Regions from separate parts of the Homo sapiens genome. Here region 1 is linked to region 2. A link is an interaction called in ENCODE POLR2A ChIA-PET data of the cell type or tissue named here. Cell type or tissue: Panc1. All regions are shown on one strand.

Region 1 (8,000 bases), 120 kb after region 2:
AGAATTGCTTGAACCTGGGAGGCTGAGGTTGCAGTGAGCCAAGATCATGCCACTGCACTCCAGCCTGGGCAACAGAGTGAGAGGCTATCTCAAAAAAAAAAAAAAAAAAAAAGCAAGGACACCATGGACCAGAGAGGTGAAGTAACCTGCTCAAAGTCACACTACTTGGAAGAAGTGGGAAGGGTGGGCACAGTTGCTCATGCCTATAATCCCAGTACTTTGGAAGACCAAGGTAGGAGGATGAGGCCAGGAGTTTGAAACCACCCTGGGCAATGTAGTGAGACTCCATCTCTCCAAAAATTTACAAGAAAAAAAAAAAGAAGGAAATGTGGGCAGTGAAGCCAGGATGGGAACTAAAAGATCAGATTCAAGTAGGGACTATACTTCAGCCTCTGGCTGGTCCTCTGGCACTTGGGCCCCTTTCCTCAGGGCATCATGCCAACCTTTTCACCTGACTTCTACAGGGTCACAGGCACCTACAAGGTGACCTGCATCGTTCAGTTGGCTGCCTCTGGGCAGAGATCTAGCTGAAGTCAGTCTGTGCCTGTCTGAGTAGGTCCTGGGCCAGACTTGGTCCCTGCCTGCACTGAGCCCCCAGACTGTTGGGGGAAACCAGGCACACAGAGGCCATCAACCCAGGAACACCCCTCCTCTCCCTCCCACCTCAGGGCCTTTGCACTTATTACCTCTGCTAAAACAGGCTTTTTTTTTTTTTTGAGACAGGGTTTTGCTCTTGTTGCCCAGACTGGAGTACAATAATGTGATCTTGGCTCACTGCAACCTCCATCTCCTGGGTTCAAGCAGTCCTCCTGCCTCAGCCTCCCAGGTAGCTGGGATTACAGATGCCTGCCACCACACCCAGCTAATTTTGTATTTTTGGTAGAGACAGGGTTTCACCATGTTGGTCAGGCTGGTCTTGAACTCCTGACCTCAGGTGATCTGCCTGCCTCGGCCTCCCAAAGTGCTGGGATTACAGGTATGAGTCATTGTGCCCGGCTCCCCCAGATATTCTCTGTCACCTCCCCAGGACTTAAAACCCTATCATCTCTAAAATTATCTTTTTTTTTTCTTGTTATCCTCTCTGCTTCCCAGTAAGACAGGGTTTCTCAACCTTTTTTTTTTATCATCCACCCCTGCAAGGAGTCTTTTTCAGATTTTTTTGTCCTAATTGCCCTCCCATGAAATTTGAATACCTCAGCTATACTATACTATATATAGTATATATAGATATAGATATGTATAATATATAATATATAGTATATGTAAAGTATATATATAGTATATACAGTACTATATATACTACATATTGTGTGTATATATATGGTATATATAGTATAGTATAGCTGAGGTATTCAAATTTCATGGGAGGGCAATACCTATATACTATATATACTATATACTCTATATCTCCTTATGTGCTGTGGCCCTGTGGAGAGCCACAAATCACTGTAATGTCTAAGAATGCTTCACTTCACGCCATTGGAGGTGATCTTACCACCATTGAGAATGGACTAGAACATAAGCTCCATGGAAGCCTTGCTCACGGCTGAGTCTCCAATGCCAGCCTCAGTGCATACCCCTGGTATAAACAGAAGTCCAAGGAGTCTGGGAACAGAAAGGAGACATTCATCCCAGAGGTTGGGGAGGGATGAGCAGGGAAGAGGGGACTCCAAAATGGAGTCCTATAGGCTTAGTAGGGGTTGGTTAACTGAGGAAGATATGGAGTGACCAGTTAAAGGACAGTGTTGGCAAAGGCACCAGGGCCTGAAGCACTCAGGAGTATGTAGTGTGGGGCCATTCCAAGTGGGTGGCCAGGACTGTTGAAGCCTCTTGAAGTATTGGAAGAAGGACCTTGAAAGTGATACTAGCCTGGGCATCTCCTAGGGGCCAAGTCAGGAGACCCAGTTTTCTAGTGTAGGCTCTACTACAAACCAGCAGTGGAAACGTAGAATGGGCAGGTGGGTTGGCCTTGCTGACTTCATGGGCCTACCTGGCTAGGAATCCATGACTCTCCTGTGGAGGTCATTAGCCATTGCCTGTCGCCAGTGGCCCTACAAACCCCCACATGGAAGTCAGCTACCCCACTTTCCTCTTAACTCAAGCAGAGGATGCAGACAGGCCCTTGGGCCTGGGTCTCCTAGAAACCTTTGTGACATCAGAGACCTCCCTACAACCCACTCTTAAACCTCATCCCCTGCCTACCATGCCAGCCTGGTTAAAACCAGTGGGAGCCACCCAAGGTGCAGTAGGGGCTTATCTCTGCTTTTCCAGACCAGGGCTGCTCTGCAATCCTGTTTATTTATCCAGAGCAGCCGCCTGCTGAGAAAATGGCTCTGTTTATTTCCAAGTGTGTCGTGTGAACCATGGGCTAAATATACCCACGCCACCGCCTCTCCAGCACCCGCCCTGGAACAGCACGCCCCATTTTGCTCATGCTGTCTCCGCAAAAGCAATCCTTAGAATCCACACCCCTTGGAAATACTACTCCCCTTCCCCAGGAAAAGAAGCTGAAATGGAAATGAAGGTTGTCATGACCAGGAACACATGAGTGGAAGCTGGGGCAGGTGAAATGAGAATGTTTCTATGGCACTGAAATGAGAATGTTCCCTCCACCCAGGAATGACTGTTTCTGGACAGTGAATGCTTTGTGCCCTTGTGGGGACAGCGCCTGTTTACTCCAACCCAGCCCCAGAGCTGAAAATTTCCTGTGGCTGCCAGCCGTCTACTTCAGGAAAGTTCCCATCAAGGGAGCCAGGCCTCTCCCATTTTGGCTGCAACCCCAGTGTCCCTGGTTTCTTGAGAGACATTTGGCCTCTTGGGATAACCAGGGCCTTCTCCTATGCTCTTCATAGTGTGGAACTCTCCCCCATCACAGATAAGCCTATTTTGTGACTCCACCTGGGTGTACTTGGGAGCAACAAAATCAAACCTCCTGTAAGAATATTTTTGTCTGCCAAGACCCGCAGAGGCTAGCTAGGATGGAGAGGGAGACAGGGAAGCATAGCCACGGCCCTAGTGCCCTCCTTTCCCCAGATCCTCCACCTCAACCCTGCTCCCACATTCCTTCTCCTGGAAATCCATCCTTTCAGCACTACTGACAGGACAGGTCCCTCCAGCCTCCAACTTCAGGGAAGTGTCCTGACATAGCAGCCCTCCCTTTGAAGCTAGGCAGTCTTGCAGTTTGATCCCGACTCTGCTATCTGTTTGCTGAGTGTTCCCTGCTTTAAATATCAGGCATCTTATTTGTGAAATGTGGCTCAAATCTACATCTCAGGATTCTGATGAAGATGAAATGGGATACCAATGCCTGACATGTAGTAGACATGCAATACATTTGTTAACTCATGTATTCTCATGTATTTACAGAGCAAGACACTGTTCTGAGCACTGGGTGTATAGGAACGAGACAGGACCTCTGCCCTCATCAAGACACATCTAGTATAGGCCGAGGGCAGTGGCTCACGCCTATAATCCCAGCACTTTGGGGCTGAAGAGGGCAGATCACTTGAGGTCAGGAGTTTGAGACCAGCCTGGTTAACATGGTGAAACCCCATCTCTACTAAAAATACAAAAATTAGCTAGGCGTGGTGGCAGGCGCTACTCGGGGGGCTGAGGCAGGAGAATGGCTTGAACCCGGGAGGCGGAGGTTGCAGTGAGCCAAGATTGCACCACTGCACTCCAGCCTAGGTGACAGAGCAAGTCTTCGTCTAAAAAAAAAAAAAGACACATCTAGTATGGAAGACACATCACAACAAAAACAAAGTACAGAATCTAGTTATGAGAAGTACAGCTTAATGGGGGAAAAATGTGGTGAGGTGGTGAGGCCGGGCATGGTGGCTCACGCCTGTAATCTCAGCACTTGGGAGGCTGAGGCAGAAGGATCCCTTGAGCCCAGGAGTTTGAGACCAGCCTAGGCAACAAAGTGAGACCCTGTCTCTACAAAAAATTTAGAAATATTAGCCAGGCATGGTGGTGTGTGCCTGTAGTGTGGCAGCTACTCAGGAGGCTGGGGCAGGAGGATCATCTGAGCCCAGGAGGTCAAGGCTGCAGTGAGCCATGATTGCGCCACTACAGTCTAACCTGAGTAACAGAGTGAGACACTGTCACAAAAATTTAAAAATTAAAAAATAAAGCACTGAGAAGAAAAGCTGGCATGGTGGTCATTCTGTGTAGTGTAGTTCCTGTAATCAGGAGGCTGAGGCAGGAAGATTGCTTGAGTCCAGGAGTTCAAAGTCAGTCTGGGCACATCTTTTAAAAACAAGAAAAAAAAAATGGTGGCTGGGCATGGTGGCTCATGCCTGTAATCCCAGCACTTTGGGAGGCCGAGGTGAGCAGATCACCTGAGGTCAGGAGTTTGAAACCAGCCTGACCCAACGTGGAGAAACCCCGTCTCTACTAAAAATACAAAATTAGCCAGGTGTGGTGGCACGCGCCTGTAATCCCAGCTACTTGGGAGGCTGAGGCAGGAGAATCGCTTGAACCTGGGAGGCGGAGGTTGCAGTGAGCTGAGATCGCGCCATTGTACTCCAGCCTGGGCAACAAGGGTAAAACTCTGTCTCCAAAAAAAAAAAAAAAAAGGCCAGATATGGTGGCTCGTGCCTGTAATCCCAGCACTTTGGGAGGCCGTGGGCGGATCACTTGAGGTCAGGAGTTTGAGACCAGCCTGGCCAATATGGCAAAACCTTATCTCTACTAAAAATATAAAAATTAGCTGGGCATGGTGGCACATGTCTGTAATCCCAGCTACTCAGGAGAATCGCTTGTACCCAGGAAGCAAAGGTTGCTGTGAGCCCAGTTTGTGCCACTGCACTCCAGCCTGGGGGACAGAATAAAACTGTGTCTCAAAAAAAAAAAAAACTGAGAAGAAAAATCAAGGAAGGTAAGGGGACAGGCAGAGAGAGACGGGGGTGGTGTACTGTTTTAGACAAGGCAGTCAGGGAAGGCCTCCCCTAGGAGGTGACATTTGAGGGGAGTCATGGTTGTGAAATGAGGGAGTGAGGCAGGCGACGACCTGGGGTCAGGTGCTCCAGGCAAGCAGGAACAGCAGACTCCTGCGGCAGGAGACGTTGGAGGAACAGCAAGGAGGCCAGTGGGACTGGAGTGAAGTTCAGGGGACAGGGGTGGGGAGGAGGCCAGAAAGTGTTGGAGCCAGATCCCACTAGACCTTGCTGGCCAGAGTAAGGAGTGGGGACTTTATTTCAGGTGTGATGGAAGCCCTGGGAAGGTTGAGAACTTGGAGTGACTGAATGGAGTGTGCTTCTGCAAGGGCTGAGATTCATGGGTCACTGCTCTCTACTGCCTTAATGTTGAGGATTCCTTCAGTCAAATTAGCAGCTCAGTGCACATGGCATTTTGCTAGGTACCAGGGATACAAAAATAAATGATGCTGCCCTTCTAAGTGCAGGAGAATGCTGCTGGAGGGCTTCCAGTGTTCTTAGAAAGCTCTGTGTGGAGCATGGACTGAGGGGGTTGTCAAGACTGGAAGTGGGCCACGGCAGGGGTCACAAGTGAGCAAATTGATAGGTGAGACCTGAGGCCAACTGGAGATGGCATGCCTGTCTTGAGGGAGCAGCCACTCGGCCATTTGGGACTGGTTGGAAATGTAGGCCCAGTGTGGCAGAGGTCTTGGTAGAGAGGCAAGAACCAGCCAGTAACTCATTCATTTTACACACACACACACACACACACACACACACGGTACTATGGTACTTCCTTTTTTTTTTTTGAACGGAGTCTCTGTCACCCAGACTGGAGTGCTGTGGTGCGATTTCTGCTCACTGCAACCTCCGTCTCCCGGGTTCAAACAATTCTCGTGCCTCAGCCTCCTGAGTAACTGGGATTACAGGTGCGTGCCACCACACCCGGCTAATTTTTGTATTTTTAGTAGAGACAGGGTTTCACCATGTTGGCCAGGCTGGTCTCGAACTCCTGACCTCAGGCAATCCACCCACCTCAGCCTCCCAAAGTGCTGGGATTATAGGCATGAGCCACCGCACCCAGCCTGGAACTTACTTCTTTCTTACATATTTCTAGGTGCCAGATGCCAGTTTTAGATTCTGGCTCCACCACTGACACAGCTGGGTGACCTTGATCCAGTCCCTGGACCCTCAGAGGCACAGCTTCTTGGCCTGTAAATGGGGAGAGACAGCCTGCATTGCAGAATTGTTGGGAGGATTAAAGGACAAATTGGGTACTACGCTTACTCATAAAAGTTATGTTCTAAGCGTCCTTCTCCCTGCCCCACAGGCTGCTGCACCCTGGGCTGGGTAATTTAGCCCACAGCTCCTCCTTCCCCCTGTCATGTGCTTCCCTTCTGACTTAGATTCAGGGCAGAGGGCTGTTGATCACAACCTCCTGGGCCCAGAGTCACACCCCCTGCAGTGGAGGATGTCCGGGACAAGGCCTCACAGACCCCGTGATGGAGGCCTGTCAGTCCTGCATCATTGTTACCCTCTCTCCTCTGCCCTGCTCTTCTTGTCACCAACCTGCCCACCAGAGGCTCCCTCCAGAGGGAGGAGCCTCTGGCTGAAGTCCCAGGACCCATTCTACCCCTGAATTGGCCTCAAATGACCCTGGGGATTTAGCCCTGGGCTTCCTTATCCCTCCCTCTGGTGCAGCAGTAGAAAATCTGAGGCCTAGTGGCTCCACACTCCACACTACCCTCAGACTCAACTCTAGGCTCCTTGCGGCTTCCAGGCCACGTATGGTCTGGCTCTTGCTCACCCCTGCACCATCATCTCCCCCATGCCCTCCTCTCCTGCACTCTGCTCCAGCCACCTGGCTTCCATCAGTTCCCTGACCCTGCCCATCTCGTTCCCACCTTGGATTCTGGAGTAAGTGCTACTTCTTGACTTACCTCAGACAGGGCACTTTCCTCCTCTCTACCTGTTTCTCAGCAGTAACATGGTTTGATTATCACCAATGGAGGGTCAAGAAAGAGGACCACCCTTAGCCCTTTACCTGGCCCAGAGTGGGCACAGATGGCTACAGTTTTTCACATCACCAAGGCCATAGCATGCAGATGGCCCCTTTCCCCACCCACCTACATCACTCTCTGAGGACTAAAACTGCACCTTCCTTCTCTCTCCCTGCAGGATACTTTTGTGGAACTCTATGGGAACAATGCAGCAGCCGAGAGCCGAAAGGGCCAGGAACGCTTCAACCGCTGGTTCCTGACGGGCATGACTGTGGCCGGCGTGGTTCTGCTGGGCTCACTCTTCAGTCGGAAATGACCAGACACTGACCATCCACTCTACCCTCCCACCCCCTTCTCTGCTCCACCACATCCTCCGTCCAGCCGCCATTGCCACCAGGAGAACCACTACATGCAGCCCATGCCCACCTGCCCATCACAGGGTTGGGCCCAGATCTGGTCCCTTGCAGCTAGTTTTCTAGAATTTATCACACTTCTGTGAGACCCCCACACCTCAGTTCCCTTGGCCTCAGAATTCACAAAATTTCCACAAAATCTGTCCAAAGGAGGCTGGCAGGTATGGAAGGGTTTGTGGCTGGGGGCAGGAGGGCCCTACCTGATTGGTGCAACCCTTACCCCTTAGCCTCCCTGAAAATGTTTTTCTGCCAGGGAGCTTGAAAGTTTTCAGAACCTCTTCCCCAGAAAGGAGACTAGATTGCCTTTGTTTTGATGTTTGTGGCCTCAGAATTGATCATTTTCCCCCCACTCTCCCCACACTAACCTGGGTTCCCTTTCCTTCCATCCCTACCCCCTAAGAGCCATTTAGGGGCCACTTTTGACTAGGGATTCAGGCTGCTTGGGATAAAGATGCAAGGACCAGGACTCCCTCCTCACCTCTGGACTGGCTAGAGTCCTCACTCCCAGTCCAAATGTCCTCCAGAAGCCTCTGGCTAGAGGCCAGCCCCACCCAGGAGGGAGGGGGCTATAGCTACAGGAAGCACCCCATGCCAAAGCTAGGGTGGCCCTTGCAGTTCAGCACCACCCTAGTCCCTTCCCCTCCCTGGCTCCCATGACCATACTGAGGGAC
Region 2 (8,000 bases):
AGACCTACTTCAGCTATTGCCTGTGCCATTCTGCTAGTCTCCTAACAGTCTTTCAGCTCCACAACTCATTCCTCCAATTCATTGTCTGCATGTAGTCCACATTATTACTCTAAAACACATTTGATCACATTACTTCCTGACTTAAAATTCTTTAGGCCAGGTGCAGTGGCTCATGTCTGTAATCCCAGCACTTTGGGAGGCAGAGGTGGGTGGATCACGAGGTCAGGAGATCGAGACTATCCTGGCTAACACGGTGAAACCCCGTCTCTACTAAAAATACAAAAAAATTAGCCGGGCATGGTGGCGGGTGCCTGTAGTCCCAGCTACTCGGGAGGCTGAGGCAGGAGACTGGCGTGAACCCAGGAGGCGGAGCTTGCAGTGAGCCAAGATCGCACCACTGCACTCCAGCCTGGGCGACAGAGCAAGACTCCGTCTCAAAGAAAAAAAAATTAATTCTTTAATGGCTCCTATTGCTTACCTACAACAGCATAACAAATTCCTTTTCGTGAAACACAAGGCACTTGCTTGAATCTCACTCATAAATATCGCCTTCATGGCCTCCTTAGTAGTAGCATTAATCTGGTACCCTCCTGACTCTCCCGCCTTACCTCTCACCCCTCCTTACATATCACGTTGCAACCACAACGAACTACTGATCGCTCCCCAAATGGTTCCTATCTCATTACCTTTGCTTGTGCTTTCTCTGTCTGAAATGCCCCGGCTGCTTGAAAGCACCCAATTCATCTTTTCAAGCCTCCACTTTTATAAAGCCTTTCCTCTTTTATAAAGCCTTTCAATAGATCTCTCCACTCCCAGGACCTACAGAACTGACCCCTTTATCCCATTGTATATGGTTTTATCACAGTCCATACAAAACTTAATTGCACTTATTTATTTAGATGTTCATTTCCCCCTGCTAGCCTGAGTGCTTCGAGGATGGAGACTATTTTACTCCATCAGACCCAAGTACCTAACATAGACCTTGGCAAGTATAAAGCACTCAGTAAATGTTTGTTGAATGAATGCAGTAAGAATGAATGAACACATGAGTAACAGAATTTATACCTTGGACTCTAGGAGGATACCTTGGGAGCCTTCTCCTTAATCCCAACAATGCTGCAACCGTTCGAAACATGTTTGGAATGTCTTTCTTGGAGTGGCTTTCAAAGGCACTTTCTGGACCATGCAAGACAGTTGCTCAATCTTTACTATTCATTTAACAAATAGTTTACACCTCTATTATCTTGGACTACTCAGAAGTTTTAGTTCCAAATAACCTTAGACTAGATCCTAAAAGCAAATTAATGTTTAAAATACACGTGAAGATTTGTCATCCTGGGAGGGATCCCAAAGGCTCATCTCAGGATTCAAGATGCATGGCTTTTCCAAAATGCTTTTTGCAGTATCACAATCATTGGAAGGGATTTACAGTCTCTCAAGGTGACCACTGAGAATGCTCATTCTGCTGTGAAATTTCTTATATGTTTTCTAAAGAATGCTAGAATCATTAGCATAGTGAAATCCAATATAGCAGATCTTGTATTCAGAGTGACAAAACTCCAAGAAATGGGTTGTCAAATGATGTTTACCATAAAACAGCAACAACAACAAAATCTGCTCTTCTATAGACATGTGGACACTAGCATCTTGCTTGAATGCACCAGGGGCAAGTGGAAGAGAGACAAATAGTGAGCAAGAAGCCACGGGTCTGTCTGTTCCAGCCCAGCTCTGCTTCCAATCTGTATAACCTTAAACACATCAGATATCCTTCTAGGCCTTGGGGTTTTTTAATAAAATAAAGTAATTGAAATAAGTAATTGAGGATTCATTTAGTTCTGAAATAATTCCCTCTCTCTGCATTCACCCAACAGAAATGTCTGCATTTTAAAAGAGAAGCAAGGGAAACCTCTAATAAGTAGGCCATGAAGGAGATATGTATGAGTGAGCTCAATCTCTTAATTAGTTGGGGGAGAGGAAAAGATGATTTATGAAAATCATCTTTGCAGCAACTATCCACTCACACCCCAGCCCCCCTTCCATCAAAGTTAACTAGGGGCTCGATTAGAAATAATGAAAAGAAAATTGGGTTTACAGAAACAAAGAAAGTTTTTTTTTGTTTTTTTTTGTTTTTGCTATTTTAAGTTTTTTAAATTATAAGCTCCTTGAGGACTGGAATATTGTCATTTGCATTCTTTTGTCTTCCCATATCACCTACTAGAAGACCCCGTAGTAACTGTTCAATGAACATATGTTGGTTAATATTACCATATTTACTCATTTACACATCTATATGCTCTACCAGACTATGAAAGCTTTGAGGACAAGGGCCGTGTCTTATACCATCTTTGAATTCCTAGTGTCTAGGTGCATGTCAGCTTCTACTATTACTCACTCAGTTATCCGATATCAGAGTGCTTGTGCTGTGGTGGTCACTATGCTAGGGGCTAGGGATACAGAGTGAATAATATAGATACACACGGTCCCTGTTCTCAGGGAGCTCACATTCTAATGGAGGAAAGAGACAATGAAGATTTAACAAATTAAATACTTCCAAATTTTCACAAGTGCTCTAAAGAAACCCAGCAGAATATGGAGCTAATGGTTATTAGAGGGATGCTCCCTCAATGAAGGGGAAGGTATCTCTAAAGAGGTGATATGTGGTTAGAATGGGGCAATGTGGGTGGATAAATGATGCATTTAGGAAAAGCAGCCAGGACTGGGGATGGGAATGGGGAGGTGAATACCTCTCCCTAAGACAGGATGTGCCCCCCAAGTACCCTGGGACAGGATCTCAGGCCTGTCCCAGGGCAGTTAGGAAACTACTCTGAAGCAATGTTATTTTGGGAAGTATATATATTTTAAAAAAGCCTGCTGCCCTCCCCAAGTCATCCCTAAAGTATCTCTGCTAAAATTACTCACTGGTCTCACTGACACCACATCCACCTCCGTGGTGCCCCGGCTGCCCAATAGAGGTCAGCACCAAGTTCACATTTCACACCCTCGTGCTCAAGGCTTTGTCACTCCACCTCTGCCCCAGGAGTCCTTTTCTCATTTCTGCCTCACTTGGGCCCACTGCTGCCCAAGCCCATCTTTCATCAACTCTATTTATTGTCCCCCTGCCACTTATCAACCACAAGTGGAAGTGCAGAGGAAACACTGTAAGGACACACGAAACAGCTTCAGCACTGGGGGGGACGTGGATGGGGAACAAAAGCATCAGACAGACAAGCTGCATCAGGCTCTGGAAGGTGGGCTCTTAAATTCTGCTGTAAAAGTCCAACACTAGAAGTTCAAAGACTTTTTTTTTTTTTTTTTTTTTTGAGACAGAGTCTCGCTCTGTTGCCCAGGATGGAGTGCAGTGGTGCAATCTCAGCTCACTGCAACCTCCACCTCCTGGGTTCATGCAATTCTCCTGCCTCAGCCTCCTGAGTAGCTAGGAGTACAGGTGCCTGCCACCACGCCCGGCTAATTTTTTTTGTATTTAGTAGAGACAGGGTTTCACCATGTTGGGCAGGCTGGTCTCCAACTCCTGACCTCAGGTGATCAGCCCACCTTGGCTTCCCAAAGTGTTGGGATTACAGGCGTGAGCCACCGCGCCTGGCCGACTTACTCTCTTATAAATGTTTCTTTTAAATGTTTCCATAGGCAAGCTATAATCCCCTGTGAAAGGAAAATAAATCTTGGGACCCCCAAAATCAGTAAGCCAAGGAGAAAAGTCAAGCTAGGAACTTCAACATGCAAACCTGCCTCCCATTCAAAGATGAAAAAGGTACATACCTCCCTCACAATTTGCCCACTTGAAAATTCCTTGGGGGCCCCAAGTTCTTCACCCTAAAACAGTTCTGTTGAATTTCACCCTGACAATATAAATTGATAGCTTATCTTCACAGGTACAGGACAAAGGACAGAACTCAAAGTCATCCCTTGGCTCACCTGAGAAATGCGTATCTGATTGCTTCCTCTGCCCTAATTATCTTATGTAAAAATGCAGATTCACTGAACTAGATGAATGCATAAGTAACTATTCCTCTACCCCCTCTCACATGTGAACAAAGAATGCAACCATTTGCCTCTTACCTACCCATACCTTTTCAAAATCTCTTCCCCTTTCCCCACTATCCACCCTTTCCCCTTAAAATATGAAGCCCTCAAAATCATCTTTGGAGAAAGGTACAGACCTGTCTCCCAGGCATGCATCCTTAACCTTAGCAAAATAAACTTCTAAATTGATTGAGACCTGTCTCATACTTTTTGGTTTGCACCCCTTTCAAAACCTCCCTTTCTGAAAAGTGAAGCGGGTAGAAGAAAACACATCTAACATCTCTTCCTATGCTATGCTTCTCTAGAAACCAAGAGTTGAAGTCAAATCACTGGAAATTTTAGTAGGGAAACCTGCAAACAGCCAGTGTCAAACTCAGAAACCTCATTTGCCAAAATAAATATGATAACAGTAAGCATTGTAGGGTACAATAATACAGTGTTTAAGGAGATGATGGGCTCAGATTCTGGTTCTGCATACTAGATACCTCTCAGTGTTTATTCCCTTGTCTGAAAAATAGGGATAAGTATAGACTCCACCTCTTAGAAGTGTAATCAGACATAAATAAGACAATCTACATAAAGTACTCAGGACAATGTAAGCACTCAATAAAATGACAATTACTATTAATAATACCCCTGCTTACTGCGTGTCAGGCACCATACTCAGTGCTTTATCTGGGCTCCCTCTGTGATGTACCCAACAAATCTGTTTATGTAATAAGAGCCCCAGAGGATTCTGAGAACCAGCTGGATTTGGCAAACACTTCCATTCCGCAAATCGTATCAATTCGGTCACACCTTACCTAGTGCTTTGCAGATCTGTTTACACAGAATTTTCACAGGTATAACCTGGTACCCAACTACTCTAAGATCTCAACTAACTCCTAATGAACTCTGGTCACCCTTCCCTACTTACTACTTCACCCTAGCATTTCTAGAGTACACACAACTGACAAACCAATTTCCTAATCAGTGTTTTCAAAAATGTAGTTCAGCTGGGTGCAGTGGCTCACGCCTACTATCCTAGCACTTTGGGAGGCCAAGGCAGGTGGATTGCTTGAGACCACGAGCTCAAGACCAGCCTGGGCAACATGGCGAAACCCAGTCATTACTAAAAATACAAAACTTAGCTGGGCATGGTGGTGTGTGCCTGTATTCCCAGCTACTCAGGAGGCTGAGGCATGAGAATTGGTTGAACCTGGGAAGCAGAGGTTGCAGTGAGCTGAGATTACACCACTACATTTCTGCACTCTAGCCTGGGCAACAGAGTGAGATTGTCTCAAAAAAAAAAAAAAACAGTAGTTCAGGTGTGACTGATGCTATGAGAAAGGATCTTAGGTGAGGTGTAGACTGTTGTTTTTTTTTTTTTTAAATAAGCACATACTTCCTAAGAACCTTCTATTTTAAAAGGTAACCTCTATTTTTATATAACAGCATGGACCCTGGAATCATATCACCTAAGATTCGTATGCTAGCTCTGCCGCTCACTAGTTTGTGATTTTGGGCAAGTTATTTAACCTCTATGTTTCCTAACTGTAAAATGGATTAAGTACCTACAGTGCTTACCTCATAGGGTTGTTGTGAGAATTAAGTGCATTATTATATAAATGTAAAAAGCTTAGAATAAAGACCTGGCATGTAATAAGCATTATATAAGTATTAGCTATTATTGCTGTGTTATTTGTGGCAAAAGGTACTGGTTTTCCATTTACATATTTATTTAAAAGTTCCCTTTAAATTTACGTTAGGTTACAAAGTGAGTTGATTTTTAAAATAATAATATTGGTATGTAAGGTACAAGGATATAGGACAAATTGAGAGAGTGGTACATAAATAAAAACAAAAACTTAGGTAGGGGGAAAAGCTTGGAGGAAAATATGTTATTAAAAGCAAGGTGCCAGCCAGGCACGGTGGCTCACGCCTGTAATCCCAGCACTCTGGGAGGCCAAGGCGGGTGGATCACCTGAGGTCAGGAGTTCGAGACCAGCCGGGCTAACAAGGCGAAACCCCGTCTCTACTATAAATACGAAAATTAGCCAGGCGTGGTGGCATGCGCCTGTAATCCCAACTACTCGGGAGGCTAAGGTGGGAGAATCGCTTAAACCCGGGAGGCGGAGGTTGCCATGAGCCGAGATCACGCCATTGCACTCCAGCCTGGGCAACAAGAGCTAAACTCCAACTCAAAAAAAAAAAACAAAACAAAAAACCAAAAGCAAGGTGCCAAAAGAGTGTTATAGAAACCCTGAAGAAATAATTTCTCTTATCTGGGGCTCCATTATCTTGTATGTAAAACTAAACGTTGAGCCCTTCTGGCTCTACAACTCTGAGGTTTGCATATAACCTACTTTTCCCTTGTTGTATTCACAACACTGTTTCCTCAATGGGTAAAGACAAAGAAGGCACAGCCCTTGGAGATTAATCACTTGGGTGGGGGAAGATTTCTTAACAGTTTATTGTAACAGAGCTTGGCATATAGTACATATGCATCATGGCAGGGAAAAAAAAGCATCGTGAACAGAAGTCACGCAAAAAGCTCTCAATCAAAAGTAGGTATCAGGGAGGAGAACCATTTCTAAGCATAATCATGATTTTTGTAAAGCCTGGAAAATATAACTTCAAGTTGCTTCTGATTTAGTGCTAAGAAAATACAATAAACAAAACTAGGTACTCAGTCAAAGGTAATACATTGGTGCAGTTTCCCCTAAAAGCATGGTGACTCTAAAGCAAGCAAAAAGAAAGAAGATAGGAAAACAGAGTGCTTCTAGAGTTATCCCGGACCTGCATCAATCCAGGCAATCCAAACCAGTGGCGGCGGGTGAGGTCCTCATCTGCACTGAAATGTAACTAAAAGCCGCTTTCGCATTTATGCAGGTGCTTAACTCCATTGCTTATTCTCTGACTGTAGCCTTGCTTCCTGATTGCACATTTTCTCTAAACTTGTGGTTGTGAGCCTATTATCAAACTACAACTCACTTCTCTGAAACAGTTTCCAGTGGCTCTTGATAAACTTTTCTCCAGCTTAACTGACCCACTAACAGCTCCCAGTAGAAGCTTCTTGTTTCCCACCGTCAGGCTTTTTATCATGTAATTCCTACTGCCTGGAATGTTCTGCCAATCCAGTCCATTTGCATTTCTGCAAGTCAAAATTCTATCATGTAATGGAGAGGCATATAATGAGGTATTAGGATCACAGACTCTGTAGCTAGAGTGTCTGAACTCTTACTTGCTCCACCATGTACTAGCTGAGTGCTCTAGGAATACTACATAACCTCTGTGTGCCTCGGTTACCTCATCTGAAACAGGTGATAAAATAACCCACCTAAAGGGGTTGTTGTCAAAACTAATGGGCTAATATATGAAAAGGGCTTAGAGCAGTCCTGGCACACAGTAAAATTGTCAGCTATTATGACAACAATAGCAACACAATAACTATTACTACAGTACATCGTCAAGGCTCAGGTCAAATGTGCCTCTCTACAAAGCACACCCTGAACTTTCTATCTGGAAGAAACCATTTTCTCCTCTGAATTCCTATTTTAACTGTCATCTCTCTCAGAACACTTCTGTCCATTTTCTATTATTCACACATATATTGTCTCCCATACCAGACTTTGAGTTAACTAAAAGCAAAATCCACTTCCGATAAGTCTCTTTATCACCTGCAGTTCCTAATATGATGCCCTGCTCATAATATCTACCCAAACTTTTGTGTGAATGGGTGGATATCTGGTCATGAGCAGTACACTTCTGCCAGCACACATAGCCTCAACCTTACCACAACATCTTCCAAAATCTTAGTAGGGCAAGGTCTGGAATGAAATTCAAAGTGTTCATCCTCTGTTTTCTTCTTTGATTCTCGCTCCTGGATTCTTTTCTCAATTTCCAAATCAAAGCCAATAGGCTCGGTGGGTGGTTTCACAGGTGGTTTCTTGGGCAAGATGGGCCCACCTTCAAGTATT

The links. ChIA-PET counts read pairs that join two places held together with the same protein. Peaks named below come from ENCODE experiments on the same cell type or tissue, not always from the same donor. Only the 100,000 strongest peaks of a DNase experiment are listed, where the experiment ranks them.
Region 1: POLR2A ChIA-PET joins it to region 2 with 16 read pairs; 3 of 35 experiments call an interaction of 5 or more read pairs at or near these places.

Annotation. Positions count from the first base shown.
Region 1 is chr20:31,665,181-31,673,180 of GRCh38, reverse strand. It overlaps BCL2L1 (BCL2 like 1), which reads left to right. Exons shown (of 3, transcript NM_138578.3): 3 at 7,095-8,000. The coding sequence ends at 7,232. LOC124904883 (a long non-coding RNA gene) reads right to left here and starts at 2,076. Exons shown (of 3, transcript XR_007067559.1): 1 at 1,991-2,076; 2 at 1,496-1,605. In Panc1, no CTCF peak of the experiment used is centred here; no DNase peak of the experiment used is centred here; H3K27ac peaks cover 3,221 bases.
Region 2 is chr20:31,783,738-31,791,737 of GRCh38, reverse strand. It overlaps TPX2 (TPX2 microtubule nucleation factor), which reads right to left. Exons shown (of 18, transcript NM_012112.5): 12 at 7,817-8,000. Among named protein-coding and RNA genes, the nearest start is that of MYLK2, 32 kb to the left of the region's middle. RefSeq lists enhancers at 2,983-3,482, 5,619-6,118. In Panc1, CTCF peaks have their summits at 2,725 and 2,929 (motif pointing right); no DNase peak of the experiment used is centred here.